Linked DNA regions of Homo sapiens: region 1 is linked to region 2. Evidence: read pairs that join two places in POLR2A ChIA-PET (ENCODE). Cell type or tissue: MCF 10A. All regions are shown on one strand. Links, peaks and the distances in the headings refer to the core of each region. The heading gives the core; the rest is flanking DNA. Region 1 overlaps SPSB1 (splA/ryanodine receptor domain and SOCS box containing 1). Region 2 has its middle 45 kb from the start of LINC02606.

The links. Peaks named below come from ENCODE experiments on the same cell type or tissue, not always from the same donor. Only the 100,000 strongest peaks of a DNase experiment are listed, where the experiment ranks them.
Region 1: POLR2A ChIA-PET joins it to region 2 with 5 read pairs; 6 of 35 experiments call an interaction of 5 or more read pairs at or near these places.

Annotation. Positions count from the first base shown.
Region 1 is chr1:9,295,809-9,305,292 of GRCh38, forward strand. All of the region lies in intron 1 of SPSB1 (splA/ryanodine receptor domain and SOCS box containing 1), which reads left to right. Among named protein-coding and RNA genes, the nearest start is that of SPSB1, 7.7 kb to the left of the region's middle. RefSeq lists an enhancer at 9,060-9,484. In MCF 10A, for the core only: no CTCF peak of the experiment used is centred there; DNase peaks (open chromatin) are centred at 4,503 and 7,493.
Region 2 is chr1:9,468,918-9,478,401 of GRCh38, forward strand. No RefSeq gene overlaps it. Among named protein-coding and RNA genes, the nearest start is that of LINC02606, 45 kb to the left of the region's middle. RefSeq lists an enhancer at 4,395-4,946. In MCF 10A, for the core only: no CTCF peak of the experiment used is centred there; DNase peaks (open chromatin) are centred at 4,324 and 8,094.

The DNA of each region.
Region 1 (9,484 bases), core at 513-8,512, 170 kb before region 2:
GGGCATTTTGTATCAATTTTTCTCGAGAAATAGGTTGTAGCTGGTGTGCATGACTCAGTGTATCTTTTGGTTCTGAAAAATTTTATCAGACGACAGCACAAGGTCAGGTACAGGTGTGCCTCAGTCTGCCCAGGGGTGTGTTATCCTCTCCCCAGCCCTCAACACTAGATCAGTGAAATCCAGACTCTAAGGGACTTCGATTTTGGACTTTCAGTGAGTGCTCTCCCCTCCCCCAGTTATCTGATAACATCTCCCCCAGTCTAAAGTTCCACTGGCAGCCAGGTGCCCGGCTCTGTGCTACAGAGTGCTTTATGGACGTGACTTTGTTTGAATCCTAAGCATAATAATAGCGGGAAATGGTTTCATGGTTTCACGGTGCGTGCGAGTACTGGCTCTGATCTGAGTCCTTGACGCATTGACTCATGGGCTTCCTGAGGACCCTGAGAAGTGGGTTTTGCCTCCATGTCCATTCTGCTGAGGATTGCAGGTAACTTGGCTAAGGTCTCGCGGCAAGGGAATGGTGGAGCCAAAACTCGAATCCAGACTTGGCACCCAAGCCCTTCACCAGTAAGTTTGTCACCTCCACCACCTGAGCCTTTTCTTCAAGAAGCATGGGCTCATTTTTTTAGTGAAATTTTTTGTTATTATGGAAAATGTCAAACACACCAAAGTTAGAGGCAGAGTATAATGAGCGATCAGGTTTCCTCACCTCGCATGCACACACATACACATACTCACATATGCACATGCATACTTATGCTCACAGAAGATGTGCACATGTGTACACACACATACATATGCACACACATATATGCACACATACACACACACGCTGGATTATTTTGAAGCAAATACAAGATGTCAGGTCATCTGTAGCTTCTTCCTAAGAAGCATTTAAAGGAAGCATCACATCTCAAAGAGGTTGACTGTTACTCTATGCGGGGCAAGAGTCGGGAGATGTACGTCCTTTCTGACTTGGGCTTGAGGCTCCTTCCTTGCTTGGACAAAGGGAGGATGGCAAAACCCAACAGCACATTGGGGGATCTGTCCTGCTGCCAACCCCCTGAAACCTTTGGGAAGCTGCCTGTTTGCTTTGTGTTTTAAAAGTTCTGTTCATTGCCCAACGTTAAAAATAAATGAGTCCAGTGGTCATGAGACAGACCACATCAACAACAGGCTTAGGCTCTCGGGGCCTTTCTTGGAGATGGGGAAGAGAATCCGCCAAGGCACAGCCCAGCCTTGCCTGCCATTGAGGTCCAGACCTTGTGCAATGCAGGCATGGGATTTGTGGCAGGGCTGGGTGTCAGGAGATGTGACTGTGAGAATGGTTTGTCAACAAGCTCTGAATCTGACCTGAAGCTTAGCCTGACCCTCTTGAGTTTACTGCGTAGGCGATGGGTGGAGGAATCCAAGAACCTCTGCCACCCTTGGGCGTCTCTTGGAAAACTAGGGAGGCATTGGGTGATTTGAGCACAAGATGAAGAAAATATCAGGATGCAAACTCCACACTTGAGAAATGACTGCTGAGTAGGAATATAGGATTCCAGGGTTGGAAAAACCTACCTGTGACAAGGGCTTGACGGGTGCCCCAGTTGTGAACACACCTTGCCAGACAGTCAGAGTGTGGCCAATCTGGTCACACCCTTTCCAAGGTCAGAGTGAGGAGCTGCACTCCACACCAAGAGAACCACTTGAGTTTTCTAATTTATACAAGCAGACACCAAGGGAGCATGTGTGGGAGTGGATATTAGGATGTGGAACGAACATGAAGTTGGATCTGGCCGAATTTATGGATATGGGCCCACTAAGCGGAGATTCTGCACTTGATGTTGTAGCTCAGGGGGTTAAGAAGAGATCTGTTTGGTTGGCTGACTGGAACATGGATCAAAGGATGACCCACTGTGAGTAAGTTGGAGTTTCTGGGTCTCCTTTGGTTTAATGTAGAGTTAGGGATTCATAGGCTTAGGTTTCATGTAGAGTTAGGGATTCAAAGGCTTAGGGACATTGGAATGCTGGAGTGGATTTGTCTCTTAAAAGCTACTCACCCACACTGGGAAGGTTCAGAAGACAGATCTTTCACGCATACGTTGAGAAATAGATTTGTGAGGGGGCCCCAGCATCCCTGAAGAGCTCCGTGATCCAGCCCTTACAGTGGGAGCCGCAGTCACTCAAATGGAAAACTTAAATGCAACGGGAGTAATTGCATTTGGAGTGCAGCGGCCAAGTGGCAGTACTCAGCCATCCAAGGCAAGGTGAGTGTGGTTACCTAATGGACGGCAGAGGCAAAGCTGCCGTCAGAATAGTCTGACTTGTGTGGATCTATGGCATTGGATAGTTAATCATGGTGTTCCTAGAAGTGAAATAGACAGGAAACCCGTGAAATTCTTACTTGATCTTATAAGTTACTTGATTCTTTTAAGTTTTCTGTATAAGCAGAAACTTACAGGTCAAATGAAAAAAAGTCTAACTTGAATAATTAAAACAGAAAAATAATTAAAACAGAAAATCACAGCCCTCAATCAACTTCCCAGACTTAACCCAGTTTACACAACTAAGCCCCCATGAATGAATGAATGAGTGAATGAATGAATGAGTGAACGAATGAATGAATAAGTGAACGAATGAATGAATAAGTGAATGAATAAGTGAATGAATGAATGAATGAATTGGAAGCTGGATCCCTTTGAAGAAGGACCTCAGTACACTAGAGAAAGTTTATGCTATTAATTTTTCTCCTAGCCTTCCCCAAAGGGACCTGTGACCTTTTACCAGAGTGAATATGTATTGAGGAAAGGGAAATAATTAGATTGTTCGGGGATAACTGGTTACTGAACTGATACTGATTCCAGGAAACCAAAAATATCACTCACTGTGGCCCACTAGTCAGAGAAGGGGCTTATGGAGGTCAGGTGATCAATGGAGTTTTAGCTTAGGTTTGACTCCTGGTGGCTCCCGTGGATCCCTGAACCCATCCTGGGGTTATTTCCTGGTTCCAGATTCAAAGTTGACATACTTAGCACCTGGCAGAATCCACACACTGGTTCCCTGCCTTGTGCGGTGAGGGCTGTTATGGTGGGAAAGGCCAAGTGGAAACCATTAGCGTTGCCTCTGCCTGGGAAAATAGTACATCAAAAGCAACATTGCATCCCTGGGGTGGGGCTGCCGAGATTAGCACCACCATCAAGGACTTGGAGGAGGCGGGGGTGGTGACCCCCACCACATCCCCATTCAACTCTCCGATTTGGCCTGTGCAGAAGACAGATGGACTTTAGAAACTGATAGTGGATTATTGTAAACTTAACCAAGTGGTGACTGCAAAATTCACACATCTCTGGTCCCTGCTACTGCATGCAGCTGTTGATCTGACGAATGCCCTTCTCTTTATACCTGTCCATAAGGCCCAGCAGAAGCAGTTTGCATCCAGCTGGTAAGGCCGGCAATGCCCCTTGGCGGTCTGGGCTGATGGGTATATCAGCTCTCCAGCCCTATGTCACAGTTTAGTTCACAGTCATCTTGATCACCTTTCCCTTCCACAGATATCATACTGGGGCTGGGCACGGTGGCTCACTCCTGTAATCCTAGCACTTCAGGAGGCCGAGGCAGGAGGATCGCTTGAACTTAGGAGTTTGAGACCAGCCTGGGCAACACAGTGAGACGTCATCTCTCTCTCTCTCTCTCTCTTTTTTTGAGATGGATTTTTTGCTCTTGTTGCCTAGGCTGGAGTGCAATGGTGCAATCTCGGCTCACTGCAACCTCCGCCTCCCGGGTTCAAGCAATTCTCCTGCTTCAGCCTCCTGAGTAGCTGGGATTACAGGCATGCGCCACCACACCCAGCTAATTTTTTGTATTTAGTAGAGACAGGGTTTCACTATGTTGGTCAGGCTGGTCTTGAACTCCTGACACCAAGTGATTCACCCGCCTTGGCCTCCCAAAGTTCTGGGATTACAGGCATGAGCCACTGCGCCCGGGCCGACATCATCTCTATAAATTTTTTTTTTTTTTAAATTAGCCAGGCATGATGGTGTGTGCCTGTGGTCCCAGCTACTTGGGTGGCTGAGGTGGGAGGATCGCTTGAGCCTAGGAGGTCAAGACTTGCAGTGAGCAGTGATTGTGTTACTTTACTCCAACCTGGGCAACAGAGTAAGACCCTGTCTCAAAAAAAAAAAAAAAAAAAGGGTCTCATGCTGGTCCATTACATTGATGTCATCATGCTTCATTGGACCTAGTGAGCAAGAAGTCGCAACCACTGTAGCCTTATTGGTAGGACATTTACATGTCAAGCGATGGGAAATAAATTCTACTGAAATTCGGGGACCTTCTCCCTTAGTGAAATTTCTCGGGGTCCAGTAGTGTCAGGCCTGTGAAGGTATCCCCTCTAAGGTGAAGAATAAGTTGTTACAGCTTTCCTCCTGCAACCAAGAAAGAGGCACAATGCCTCGTGGGCCTGTTTGGACTTTGGAGGCAACACATTCCTCATTTGGGTGTGTTACTCCAGCCCATTTGCTGAGTCACCCTAACGCTTCTAGTTTTGAGTGGGGCCCGTAGCAGAAGACTGCAACAGGTCCAGGTTGCTGTGCAACCTGCTTTGCCACTTGGGCCACCAGCAGATCCAGTGGTGGTTGAGGTCAGCGGCAGACAGGGAGGCTGCTTAAAGCCTTTGGCAGGCCCCTGTAGATGAATCGCAGTACAGGCCTTGGGATTTTGGAGCAAGGCCCTGCCATCATCCACAAATAACTTCATTCCTTTTGAGAGACAGCTCTTGGCCTAATACTGGACCCTAGTAGAGACTTAATGTTTGACCATCAGCCACGAAGTTGCCATGTGACCTGAGCTGCCCATCATGAAGTGGGTGTTATCTATGATCTGACCGACCAAACCAGACATTGGGCATGTGTGGCAGAACGCTGCCATCGAGAGGAAGTGGTATATATGGGATCAGGTCTGAGCAGGTCCTGAAGGCACAAGTAAGTGACATGAGGAAGTGGTCCAAAGGCCCATGGTTCTTACTTTGCCCACTGCCTTCTCTCTCCAGCCTGTATCTATGGTCTCCTGGGGAGTTCCCTCTGATCGATTGACAGTGGAAGAGAAGACTTAGTCAGCCTGGTTTGCAGATGGCTACAGATGGCTCTGCACTATATGAAGGCACAACCCGAAAGTGGACAGCTGCAGCACTATAGCCCCTTGCTGGGACACCTCTGAAGGATGGGGGTGAAGGGAAATCCTCCCTGGCAGAGCTTCGGGCAGTGCACCTGGTTGTGCACCTTGCTTCGAAGGAGAGATGGCCAGATGAGTGATTATATACTGATCCATGGGCTGTGCCTGATGATTTGGCTGGATGGTCAGGGATTTGGGGACTTGGAAAGAGTATGATTGGAAGATTGGTGACAAAGAAAGCTGGGGGCCTGGCATAGTGGCTCACACCTGTAATCCCAGCACTTTGGGAGGCCAAGGTGGGAGGATTGCTTGAGCCCAAGGAGTTCGAGACCAGCCTGAGCAACATAGTGAGACTCCCCGCCCCCGCCATCTCTACAAAAATAAAAAATTAGCTGGGCGTGGTAGCTCATGCCTGCAGTCCCAGCTACTTGGGAGGCTGAGGTGGGAGGATCACTTGAGCCTAGGAGGTTGAGGCTGCAGTGAGCTGTGATTGCTCCAGCCTGGGCAACAGAATGAGACCCTGTATCAAAAAACCCAACCAAACAAAAAAGCAATTGGGGGAAGATGTATGTGGATAGACCTGAGTGCGCACAGGACACGGATAGACCTCCCGAGTGCGCACAGGACATGAGGTATGTGGGTAGGATGACCTAGGTGGATTCTCGTCAGCCTCTTTCCCTGGCCACCCCTGTCATCGCCTGGTGGGCTCAGGAACAAAGTGGTCATGGTGGCAGAGATGGAGGTGATGCATGGGCTCAGCAGCATGGACTGCCACTCACCAAAGCCGACCTGGCTATGGCTACCACTGGCTGCTAGTCTGCCAGAAGCGGAGACTAACACTGAGCTCCAGTATGGCCCCATTCCCCGGGATGATCACTGCACCTGGTGGAAGGCACATTGGACCACTTCTGTTTTGGAAGGGGCAGCGTTTTGTCCTTACTGGAGCAGGCACTTATTCTGGATACAGATTCGTCTTCCCTGCACACAGTGCTTCTGCCAAAGTCACCATCCATTGATTGACAGAACACCTTTCCCACTGTCACGCTGTCCGTGTAGCACTGCTTCCAGGGAGCTCACTTCACAACCAAGGAAGTGTGGCACTGGGATCATGTGCAGGGAATTGGCCGGTGAGCACGAGCCCACTGGTTTCGCCTATCATGCTAAGTGGAACTACGGTCTTGTTATTGCCTTTATTTGGAAATTAAGTATGGTTTAAGAAGATGCCAGTGGGTGCCTATGGGTGCCAGTTGGTAAGGGGTGGACCTGTGATGATTGATTTTGGATGTCAACTTGACTAGATTAAGGAATACCCAGGTAGATGGTAAAGCATTGATTATTCTCTATGCTTCAGTACACACTGAGCCTGTCCCTTTTCTGCTGACAGGGAAGCCCAGTGGTTTGACATTGTGTAGAATGATCGGGCTGCCCCAGATGTGTCTGTGAGGGTGTTTTTGGAGGACACTGGCAATTGAGTCACTCAACTGGGTGGGGAGGATCTGCCCTCCATGTGGGCAGGCACCATCCAGTCAGCCGGGGGCCTGGAAGAAGGGTGAATCCTGGCTCTCTGTCCCGGAGCTGGGATGCTCTTCTCCTGCGCTTGGATGTCAGAACTCCAGGTTCTCTGGCCTTTGGACTCTGGGACTCGTACGAGTGGTCTCCGGAGTCTTTGACCTGGGACTGGGAATGACCACGTTCCCCACCATCCTGAAGCAGCTGACTTGAAAGAAGGGCAGTAGAGTCTTTTGAAGTTGCAATTACAATGCCAGCTAGGTGACAATACTTTGTAGGGCTGGGTCAGGGGTCTTCAAAAGGCTCTATGTACTCTGTATCAGCATCCAATATATGGTGCTGGTTTCTCCCGTAGCCAGGATTCACGGGTCCAGGAATCAAGGGGAGGAAATGGGAGTGGCACTGCGCATCATATCCCCTAGGGACCCGCTAGCGAAATTGTTGCTTCCTGTTCCTGTGACTTTATGCTCTGCTGGCCTGGAGGTCTTGGTTCCAGAGAGAGGAATGCTCCTACCAGGAGACACAACAGTGATTCCATTGAACGGGGGGTAAGGCTGCCACCTGGCTTCTTTGGGCTCCCTGTGCCTCTGGGTCAGCAGGCTGAGAGGGGAGTGATGGTGTTGGCTGTGGAGATTGATCTGGACTACCAAGGGGAAATTGATCTGGACTGCTCCACAATGAGGCAAGGAAGAGTGTGTCTGGAGTACAGGATACTCCTTAGGGCATCTGTTAGTATTACCATGCCCTGTGATTAAGTCAATGGGAAATTACAAGGATACAATCCAGGCAGGACTGTGAATGACTCAGACCCTTCAGGAATGAATGTTTGGGTCACTCTGCCACTTAAAGAACCACAGCCAGCTGAGGTGCTTGTTGCAGACGAAAGGAACACAGAACAGGACAGAGGGAGGTAGTTATAATAAATACCAGCTCCAACCACGTGACCAGTTACAGAAACAAGGGCCAGAATTGCTGGGAGTATTTCCTCCCTATTTTGTTCAGAATACGGTTGTATGCATTTACATGTATATTAGGCAAATATCTGTTTTCTTTCCTCTCTTACTCCTTATTCTTAGAACATGTGTTGAGTCTATAGCAGTATTTAAGTATTAATTTTACATCATAGTATTTAAGTTATTGAGTATCAGAGGAGAGAGGAGTGAATAGCACTCAAGGACTGTACCTCCTCTCTGGAGAAGGGATTAATGTGTCTTTGCTATGCAGGATAGTAGTGTCACGATAGGTGGAACTATGACCTTGATACTGTCCTTGGAGATTAAGTATGGTTTAAGGAGATGCCAGTGGGTGCCTCTGGGTGCCAGTTGATAAGGGGCGAACCTGTGATGATTGATTTCAGATGTCAACTTGACTAGACTAAGGAATACCTGGATAGATGGTAAAGCATTGATGATTCTCAATGCTTCAGCACACACTGAGCCCATCCCTTTTCTGCTGACAGGGAAGCCCAGTGGTTTGGCATTTGTGTAGAATGATTGGGCTGCCCCAGGTGTGTCTGTGAGGGTGTTTTTGGCATTGGAGTCACTGGACTGGGCAGGGAGGATCTGCCCTCCATGGGGTCAGCCACCGTCCAATCAGCTGGTGGCCTGGATGGAACAAAAAGCTGGAAGAAGGGCGAATCCTGGCTCTCTGTCCCGGAGCTGGGACATCCTCCTTCTCCTGCACTCGGATGTCACAACTCCAGGTTCTCTGGCATTTAGACTCTGGGACTCATACCATTGGTCCCCGGGGTCTTTGGCCCGGGGCTGAGAATGACCCCATTGGTCTCCCTGGTTCTGAGGCCTTCAGACTTGGCTGAGCCACACTCCTGGCTCCCCTGGGTCTCCAGCTTGCAGATGGCCTGTAGTGGGACTCAGCCTCCATAACCGATGAGCCAGTTCCCCTAACCCATCCTTTCTCATCTGTCTCTCCCTCTCGATCCTATGGGTTTTGCATCTCTGGAGAATCCTGGCTAATGCAGTTATGGTCGCCTTAAGAATCTGGTGGAGAGGAAGCTGGAGCTGGAAGGCCAGGGAGATGGCGGTTCATATCCCTGACCTGCCAGTTGGGATGGAAGCTTGTGGCATCTCCAAGGTGGCATGGGTAAGCTTCGGTAACTAGTTGAATGTGGGGTGTAGAGAAGGGTGAAGAATTGCAGGTGCCTCGGGTTCCCAGCTAGTTTGGGGGTCATCGTGAATAATGACCTACAGGCTGGGGGACTAGGTCCATGGAGGTGCTTTGAACCTGTCCTAAGTGGAAGTGGTCCAAGTGGACGTGTCCAGATGGCAACTGGGCTCAACGCTCAAGCAATCCTCCCACCTCAGCCCCCCAGTAGCTGGGACTATCGGTGCACACCACCACCCCCAGCTAATTTTTAAATTTCTCACAAAGACGGTGTCTCCCTATGTTGCCCAGGCTGGTCTCGAACTCCTGGGTTCAAGCAATCCTCCCAAAGTGCTAGGATTATGGGCATGAGCCACAGCGCTCACCCTCTGCTGCTTGGGTGCCGTTGCCCCATCCTGGCTTAGAAAGCTCTGGCCATTCCCTGGGCTTCACCTGCCTCCTGCGCCCAGACCCATCTGGCATTGCCTTCCCTACAGGGGCCTCTCCCACTTCTCCCTCTCGCCCTTGTGGCCCATCTGCCCCCTCAGGAGAGTCCCTCTCCTCCCTTATAGCCTCAGCCACTGTCACCTATATTCTGCTGACCCCGTCTCACACTCTTCATGCTGCCTGGTCCCGCCTCGGCTGGCCCGTTCCTACCGGCTGGCCCATACCCTCTCGCTTCACTTTCCAAAACCGGATCCCCTCACTCCTCCCCTCTTCC
Region 2 (9,484 bases), core at 918-8,917:
GTCAGAAGAATCACTTGAACTTGGGAGGCTGCGGTTGTAGTGAGCAGAGATCGTGCCACTGCACTCCAGCCTGGGCGACAGAATGAGACTCCATCTCAAAAAAAAAAAAAAAAAGAAAGAAATCAAGAGCAGTTAGAAACGTTTAGATACATTTTTTCCCCTTGTCATGTTTGTTCTCCTTATATTTTTTGAAATGTCATATGCAGGATGGGTGCAGTGGCTCACATGTGTAATCCTGGCACTTTGGGAGGCCAAGGCAAGAGAATCAGTTGAACCCAGAAGTTCAAGACCAGCCTGGGCAACATACCAAGACCCCATCTCTACAAAAAAATCAAAATATTAGCAAGTGTGGTGCCACACACATTTAATCACAGCTACTCGGGAGGCTGAGGCAGGGGAGGATCAGTTAAGCCCAGGAGGCTGAAGCTGTGGTGAGCTGTGATTGCGCCACTGCACTCAAGCCTAGGCGACAGAATGAGACCTTATCTCAAAAAAGAAATAAAGGCCGGGCATGGTGGCTCACGCCTATAATCCCAACACTTTGGGAAGCCAAGGTGGGTGGATTACTTGAGGTCATGAGTTCGAGGCCAGCCTGGCCAACGCAGTGAAATCCCATCTCTACTAAAAATACAAAAATTAGCCAGGCATGGTGGTGCATGCCTGTAGTCCCAGCTTCTTGGGAGGCTGAGACAGGAGAGTCACTTGAACCCAGGAGGCTGAGATTGCAGTAAGCCAAAGTTGCACCACTGCACTCCAGCCTAGGCAATAGAGAGAGACTCTGTCTCAAAAAATAAAGAAATAAAAAATAGGGGCTGGGCGTGGTGACTCATGCCTGTAATCCCAGCACTTTGGGAGGCCAGGGTGGGTTGGATCACTTGAGGTCAGGAGTTTGAGACCAGCCAGACCAACATAGTGAAACCCCCCATGTCTCTACTAAAAAATATATAAAATTAGCCAGGTGTGGTGGTGCTCACCTGTAATCCCAGCTACTTGGCAGGCTGAGGCAGGAGAATTGCTTGAACCTGAGAGGCAGAGGTTGCAGTGAGCCGAGATTGCACCATTGCACTCCAGCCTGGGCCATAAGAGCGAAACTCCATCTCAAAAACATCAAAGAAAGAAAGAGAGAGAGAGACAGAGAGAAAGGAAAGAAAGGAAGGAAGGAAGGAAGGAAGGAAGGAAGGAAGGAAGGAAGGAGAAAGAAGAAAGAAGAAAGAAAGAAAGAAAGAAAGAAGAAAGAAAGAAAAGAAAGAAAGAAAGAAAGAAAGAAAGGAAGGAAGAAAGAAAGGAAAGAAAGAAAGAAGAAAGAAAGAAGAAAGAGAGGGAGGAAGGGAGGGAGGGAGGGAAAGAAAGAAAGAAAAGAACGGAAGGAAGGCAGGCAGGCAGGCAGGCAGGCAGGCCGGCCAGGTGCAGTGGCTCACGCCTCTAATACCAACACTTTGGGAGGCCAAGGCCAGTGAATTGTCTGAGGTCAGGAGTTCAAGACCAGCCTGGGCAACATGGTGAAACCCCGTCTCTACTAAAAATACAAAAATTAGCTGGGCATGGTTGTGTGTGCCTGTAATCCCAGCTACTCGGGAGGCTGAGGCAAGAGAATCCTTTGAACCTGGGAGGCAGAGGTTGCGGTGAGCCAAGATTGCACCACTGCACTCCAGCCTGGGGGACAAAGTGAGACTCCATCTCAAAAAAAAAAAAAAAAAAAAAAGGAGTGGCTGGAGCCCACCCTGCAATGGAGGGATACCCTGGCTGCAAAGACTATGGAGCTGCCCCCAGCATCCTGCCAGGAGAAATGAAGGCTTTGGGGGCCAGGGTTCCAGAGATCCCTCAACCCGCCTCAAGCTTGTTAGTGATGCGGCACTACTCTCCATCCTCCAAACTGACGCCAGGCGGATACAAACCCCAGTTACACGGTACATGGGAAAATGATGCTGGGCCCTTTAAAATAATTAAGACCATGGCCTGCGGGCACAGGGAAAGTGCCTTCAGGCCGGGCGCAGTGGCTTGGCTTGTAATCCCAGCACTTAGGGAGGCTGAGGCAGGCGGATCACCTGAGATCAGGAGTTCAAGACCAGCCTGGCCAACACAGTGAAACCCCATCTCTACTAAAAATACAAAAATTAGCTGGGTGTGGAGGCAGGCACCTGTAATCCCAGCTACTTCGGAGGCTGAAGCAGGAGAATCGCTTGAACCCAGGAGGCAGAAGTTGCTGTGAGCCAAGATCGTGCCACTGCCCTCCAGCCTGGGCAGCTGAGCAAGACTCCATCTCAAATAAATAAATAAATAAGAATGTGCCTTCTACTTCCTTTATTCTCTCCTCCCCGGAGCTGGAGGTGAGGAGGGCAACTCAAGCCTAAAAATCCCACTGGCTTCAACCCAGGAGAGAACAGAGTGTATGATTCCATTTATATAAAGCACAAAAACAAGCAAAAGTAGCCAGTGAGGAGATGGGATGATCTGTGCAGCAAACGAACACGACACACGCTTACCTATGTAACAAACCTATACATCCTGCACATGTATCCCAGAACTTAAAAGTTACAAAAGAAACAGAAAACAAATAAACTAACAAGCAACCAGTGCTATGAGAAGTTAGAATGGCACTCACTTTGGGGGTACAGTGACAAGGACTGGGGAGTAAGGAGGACTCCTGGGGGTTGGCTGTGTGCCTACCCTTGATCTGGGCGTGTTCTGTTTGCAAAAATTGCAGTTTGTGAAGGGTATATGCTTATGGTTTGTACACTTTGTACATGGATATCAAACTTCAATAAGAAGTTTTTAAAATCTGTGGGCTCTAACCACAACGCAAAAATAAAATATTAGCACCGAGGTCTTGTGAGACTCTTCTGCTGTGTTAAAAGCGCTCCGTCGTAGGACCACGGGAAAACGAGCAATGTCCTTGCAAGAGAAGCCGGGATTTGATTTTTGGGTCACTGTTTTCCCAGGTGGTTGCAGGGCAGGGGGACGGTTGACTCATTTTCCCTGCTCCCCCCACCCCGCCCTCATCCCCACCATTTGGGGCTGGATGGGGGCCAAGGGCCGGGAGATTTGGGCTGTTGCCTTGGTGATGCTTAAATATTGGCTTCAAGTTGTGATGGTAAAATAAATACGCAAGAGGCTTGGGGAGCTCCAACCGGTCCTGCCCGCTGTTCCCAGGTCGCCATTCAAAACCACAAAGGTGGCTCAAGTACTGTGAAGCCTGGAACTCTCACCTGGGTGGACAGGGGACAGGTTAGGAGCAGGTTGTGTCCTGGATGCTCAGGGATCCAGGCTCGCTGCAGACGTCCACTCTGAATAGACGCTCCTGAAATTCTAGCTCAGTTTTCTGGAAATGTAGCGGCCAGGAATGCAAATCCTGAGCATGGGGAAGTTTGCTCAACCTGTAAAGGCTGGATGGGCACAGAGGGAGTTCGAGAGCTACAATTCTGCTGTCAGGAGACGTGCTTGCCTTCAGAAGGCAAGGGCAAAGAAAACAGAGCTGTGTCTAGAGGCCAGGAGCCAGGCCACATTCAGCCCCTAACCTGCCCCCTGTCCCCTGTCCCCCCCGCCAGGTGAGAGTTCCAGGCTTCACAATACTTAAGCCACTTTCGCAGCTTTGAATGGGAATCTGGGAACAGCCGGCAGGACTGGTTGGAGCTCCCCAAGCCTCTTGCTTATTTATTTTACCATCACAACTTGAAGCCAACAAGTAAGCATCACCAAGGCTTAAAAGATGCCTCAGGCCCATCCTGGAACCAGGAAGCAGAGGAGGTGAGATTCCCAACAGAGCCCGAGAAGACGAGGACCCCGGTGCAGGAAGCAGAGCAGAGCTTTGCCCAAGATAAACTCTCAGTTGTGGTCCTGCCTCTCTTGCCAAGATGCCGTTTGACTTGGAGGTGTATAGCAAGTTCTTAACTCCTCCGGGCCTCAGTTTCCCCATCTGCAAATCATTCTTTTTATAGACGAAGGCAGGAGAGAATAGGACTCCAGCCCTGGGAACACACCCTCCCAGGCGTATCCCAGCGCTCCCTGGCCAGGCAGCTGTGGCAGATGTGCAGAACATCTTTTCGGGTTTACAACTCGGCTGCCCTCAGGGAAGTGGAAACTGTTGGCCTCACCCATTCCCAAAGCATCCAAATCATAAACCGCCACTAAAGTCTTGGCTCAGAAGGTCTGATTGTCCTGCTGTGTGTGCAGGGGAGGGGAGAACACACAACACTGGGCAGGGGTGGGGTGGGGACAGCTCCCTCCGGGCCAAGTTGAAGCACTAGGCAGAGCTGGGAGGGGCCCTGAGTGTTTGACAACCAGCATGAGGTCACAGCCATCCTCCTCCTGGGGTGTGATGTGTCAGCAGGCAGCGATTGGCCTGTGGGCCATGATTCACAGCGGCAAGCATCCCTATTGAAGGCCTCGGCCCTCGGCCCTGCAGCTGCCCTTCACAGCAGACTCCTCACTTTCCCTCCGCCTCCGTCCTTCAAGGGCTCCAGCCTCAGCCGCCAGCCAGCAGGGAAGGGTGACACCCAGCAGCGGCAGGAGCTGGGGGCCCCTGGATACCCCGGGATGGTCCCCTCCAGGGCCACAGGCTGCTGCTCTGAAAAGTGACAGATCTATCCTGACGGTCCCTCTTCCTGTGTCCACACCTCCTACCTCCCACCCCTGCAGGAGGCAGCACAAGGATCCTAGTGGTTCTTTATTGAGCACCTACTATGTGCTGTGTATCAAAGGCTTTGGGTGATAACTGTCCTTTGAGAGGGTGTGTTCATTTCCTGGGGCGGCCATTTCAAGTCATCATAAACTGTGTGGCTTAAAAGAGCAGAAATGAGTTCTTTCACAGCTCAGGAGTCGAGAAGTCCAAAATCAAGATATCAGTGGGCCACAATCCCTCTGAAGCCTTTAAGAAAGAATCCTTCCTGGCCTCTTCCAGCTTCTGGGGGCTCCAGGCGTTCCCCGGCTGGTGGCCACATCACCCCACTCTCTGTCTCTGTCTTCCCACAGCCGTCTCCCCTCTGTGAATGCCTCCATGTCTCCTCTTCTTATAAGCACACCAGCTGTTGGATATAGGGCCCACCCTACATCCAGGATGATGTCATATCAGAATCCTTAATTAATTACCTCTGCAAAGACCCTATTTCCAAATAAGGTCAAATTCTGAGGGTCTGGGTGGACATGAATCATGGGGGCCCACTACAGAGGGGCAGTATCAGTGCCCCCTTCGTACACATGAGAAAACTGGGGACCAGTGATGTGAAGTGCTTTGCACGGAGTCCCTCAGCTGGGAAGTGGTAGAGTCAGGATTTGAACCCAAGTCACCTGGCCCAGGACCCACCACTATACTGTCTTTGCCAGAACCTGACCTCTTCGAGAATTCCTGTCCTGCAACATCCAAGCAGCGGGGAAACAGGTGGGAAATCCTCGGCCTTCAAGAGCAAAACCTAGTCCTGGCCAGGAGCGGTGGCTCACGCCTGTAATCCCAGCACTTTGGAAGGCTGAGGTGGGAGGATCACTTGAGCCCAAGAGTTCAAGACCAGTCTGGGCAACATAGCAAGACCCCTGTCTCTACAAAAAATCAAAAATTAGCCAAGTCTGATGCTGCACACCTGTGGTCCCAGCTACTCGGGAAGCTGAGGCAAGAGAATCACTTGAGCCCAGAAGGTTGAGGCTGCAGTGAGCGGTGATCATGCCACCTCACTCAGCTTAGTTGACAGAGTGAGACCTTGTCTAAAAAACAAACAAACAAACAAACAAAAATGTGGTTCCATACCCCAGTTATTCTCTAACTTCAACTTGTGGGAAAATCCCTGAAAGGAGCTTGCAAAATCACCTTGAGATTCTGACCTATTCAGTGGGTGATAGTGGGCGCAGGCAGACTAGACCCCCAGGCCGGACCTCAGCCTGTCTCCAGCTCAAAGAAGGAGCAGAGACTGGGCTCGGTGGGTCACGTCTGTAATCCCAGCACTTGGCAAGGCTGAGAAAGGTGGATCACCTGAGGTCAGGAGTTCAAGACCAGCCTGACCAACATGGAGAAACCCAGTCTCTACTAAAAATACAAAACTTAGCTAGGTGTGGTGGTGCACGCCTGTAGTCCCAGCTACTGGGGAGGCAGAGGCAGGAGAATCACTTGAACCTGGGAGGCAGAGGTTGCAGTGAGCTGAGATTCTGCCACTGCACTCCAGCCTGGGTGACACAGTGAGACTCTGTCTCAAAGAAAATAAAAATCAGAGAGGAGCAGAGAGCACAGTTCAGCCCAAGGGACCGGTCCCCATGTCCACGCCAGACAAGCATAGTGCCAGCCTGCTGGGGACCAGAAGTCGTCATCCCACCACGGCCGGCTTGCATTGAGCAACCCAAGGAAGAGGGTTTGGATGGAAACTCCGGTTCCTGAAGGAGCCAGTGCAGGCTCGCTCTGGGAGAGCCCCAAGGCAGCTCTGGGCTCTGCCCAAATCCCAGCATGGAGGATTCGCTCAGAAAGTGAGCCAAAACCCTCTTTCCTCTTTACAATTCCAGTGTGAATGGCTCCTCCCCAAGCCCAGCCCTTTCTCGTGGTGGCGTCACCAAGCATCCCCCGCGCCAAGCAATGATGGAAATTCGCTGCTCCAAGTCTTCCCGGCCCGCTGGAGCTGCAGCTTGGACCCTAAGTTGTGACAGCACCCTCCCCTCTGCCCACAGCCCAGAGGAACACAGGTGCAGCTGGCTAAAGGTCCACCAGGAAAACCCACTCACCAGCTCACCTCTGAACAAGACGTCCCTGGCACCTCACTAGAGCTTGCTCGACGAGATCTCATGAAAATACAGGAACTGGCCTCTGGAGAAGCCACAGAGGCATGCCTTTGGTCCCAGCAGTGGGCTACAGCCCTGCCAGCCACCATGCCTGGAACTACCCTGTAGTAGCCTCTGGCTTAAAATCCACTGCGGGTCCCAAACCCTCTGAAGTTTAAGAGGGGAGAAAACAGGCAGAAGGGGAAGGAAAGGAGTCACCTCACCTAGCAGCCCCTATGGATGGGGGAGTGTCCCAGGATGCCTGGGGATGAGGGGCAGGGACAACTGTCATTTTAAAATTTTTTTACTGAGGTGAGATTTGCACTACATAAAAATCACTATTTTATTTTTTTAGTTTATTATTATTTTTTTTGAAGTGGAGTCTCGCCTTGTCACCCAGGCTGGAGTGCTGTGGTGCAATCTCAGCTTACTGCAGCCTCTGCCTCCCAGGTTCAAGGAATTCTCCTACCTCAGCCTCCCAAGTAGCTGGGAGCACAGGTGCCTGCCACCACACCCAGCTAATTTTTGTATATTTAGTAGAGAAGGGCTTTCACCATGTTGGCCTGGCTGGTCTCAAACTCCTGACCTCAAGTGATCCGCCCACCTCAGCCTCCCAAAGTGCTGGAATTACAGGCATGAGCCACCATGCCAGGCCAAAATTCACCCTTTTTAAAGTGAACAGTTTGCCAGTCGTGGTGCCTCATACCTGTAATTCCAGCACTTTGGGAGGCTGAGGCAGGAGGTGACTTGTGCCCAGGAATTCAAGACTAGCCTGAGCAACATAGTGAGACCCCATCTCTAAAAAAAAAAAAAAAAAAAAATTTTTTAATTAGCTGAGCATGGTGGCATGCACCTGTAGTCCCAGTTACTCGGGAGCCCAAGTGGGGAGGAGTGCTTGAGCCTAGGACCTAGATCGAGGCTGCAGTGAGCTGTAACCACACCACTGCACTCCAGCTTGGGCAACAGAGTGAGACCCTGTCTCAAATAAATAAATAAAATTAAAGTGAACAATTTGGTGGCATTTAATACAATCACAATGTCATGCAACCATCACCTCTGTCTAATTCCAAAACATTTTTATCCCCCCAAAAAGGAAACTCCCTACCCATGAAGCAGTCACTCCTCCTCATGCCCCATCACTCCCGTCACCCACTAGTCAGCATTCTGTCTCTATGATTTATGCATTCTGGGCATTTCATACAAATGGAGTCAGACATCTGCACAGCTCCCTTCTCTCCTTGTCCTGACCTCCCTTCAATCCAGGTGACTGCCTCACCCCCTGCTTTCAGGGGCAGGCACATGACCCAAGTCATGCAAATCAGAGTCATCATGATCAGTTTCTGAAGGGAGCTTGTGACTCAATCCCAGCCCATGAGAACACCCTCAGGACATCTGCTGAATCTGCAGGATAGGAGGCTGGAGTCGCTGGCAGCCACCTTTACTGCCACCCAGGGCACAGTTTCTGAGGGGAGCTTATGACTCAATCCCAGCCCATGAGAACACCCTCAGGACATCTGCTGAATCTGCAGGATAGGAGGCTGGAGTCGCTGGCAGCCACCTTTACTGCCACCCAGAGCACACCCACTTGAGAATGAGACCCACACGGAGGAAAGCAGAGACAAAGGGGAGGCCCATTCTTGTCAATATCACCTGAGCTCCTGGATCCACCTCTGCCTGAAGGCAGAACTAGCCTTAGAGGCTGTTTACTTTTGAAAACCATTAACACCTTCTGTACTTAAGTTAGTTGGAACTGGATTTCTGTAATTTGCAACTAAAAGAGACCTGATTAATATTTGTGGCAAGGGGGACTCCAGTTTCACTCTCCTGCCTTGGCACCTTCCCATTCCTTGTGGAATAAAATGCAACCTCCCTCTTAAGGGGTCCTCCCTCCCCTTTCAGGCTTTGTACCCCTGCCTCTCGGTTAACACACCAGCTCCACAATTCTCACACACACACATGCATGACACACCCACATGCACACACACATATGCACCCATAGACACATGCACATATACACACACATATGCACCCACACACACGCATGCATACACATACACGCTTCACACACATGTGCATACACATGCACCCACACACATATACACACACATACACACCCACACACATACACATGCATACACATATGCTACACACACATGAACACACATGCACCCAGACACACATGTATACACATATATACACACCTATGTACATATACACATGCATGCACACATGCTACACACACATATGCACATACATGCACTCACAGACACGCATATGCACATGCATTTACACACAAGCATACACACACATTACACACACATATGCACCCACAGACATACACACGTGTACACATGCATATACACACATTCATACACCCACACTACATACATGCACCTGCAGACATACACACGCATATACACATGAATTTACACACATGCATACCCACATGCTACACACACATATCCACCAACATACATACACATATACACATGCATATACACACATGCATACCTACACACTACACACATATACACTCACAGACGTACACACATATACACATGCATTTACACACGTGCATACCCACATGCTACACACACACATGCACCCACAGACATACACACACATATACACATGCATTTACACACCTGCATACCTGCATGCTACACACATATCCACCAACAGATATACATACACATATACACGTGCATATACACACATGCATACCCGCACACAACGCTTCCTCCTGCCACAGGGT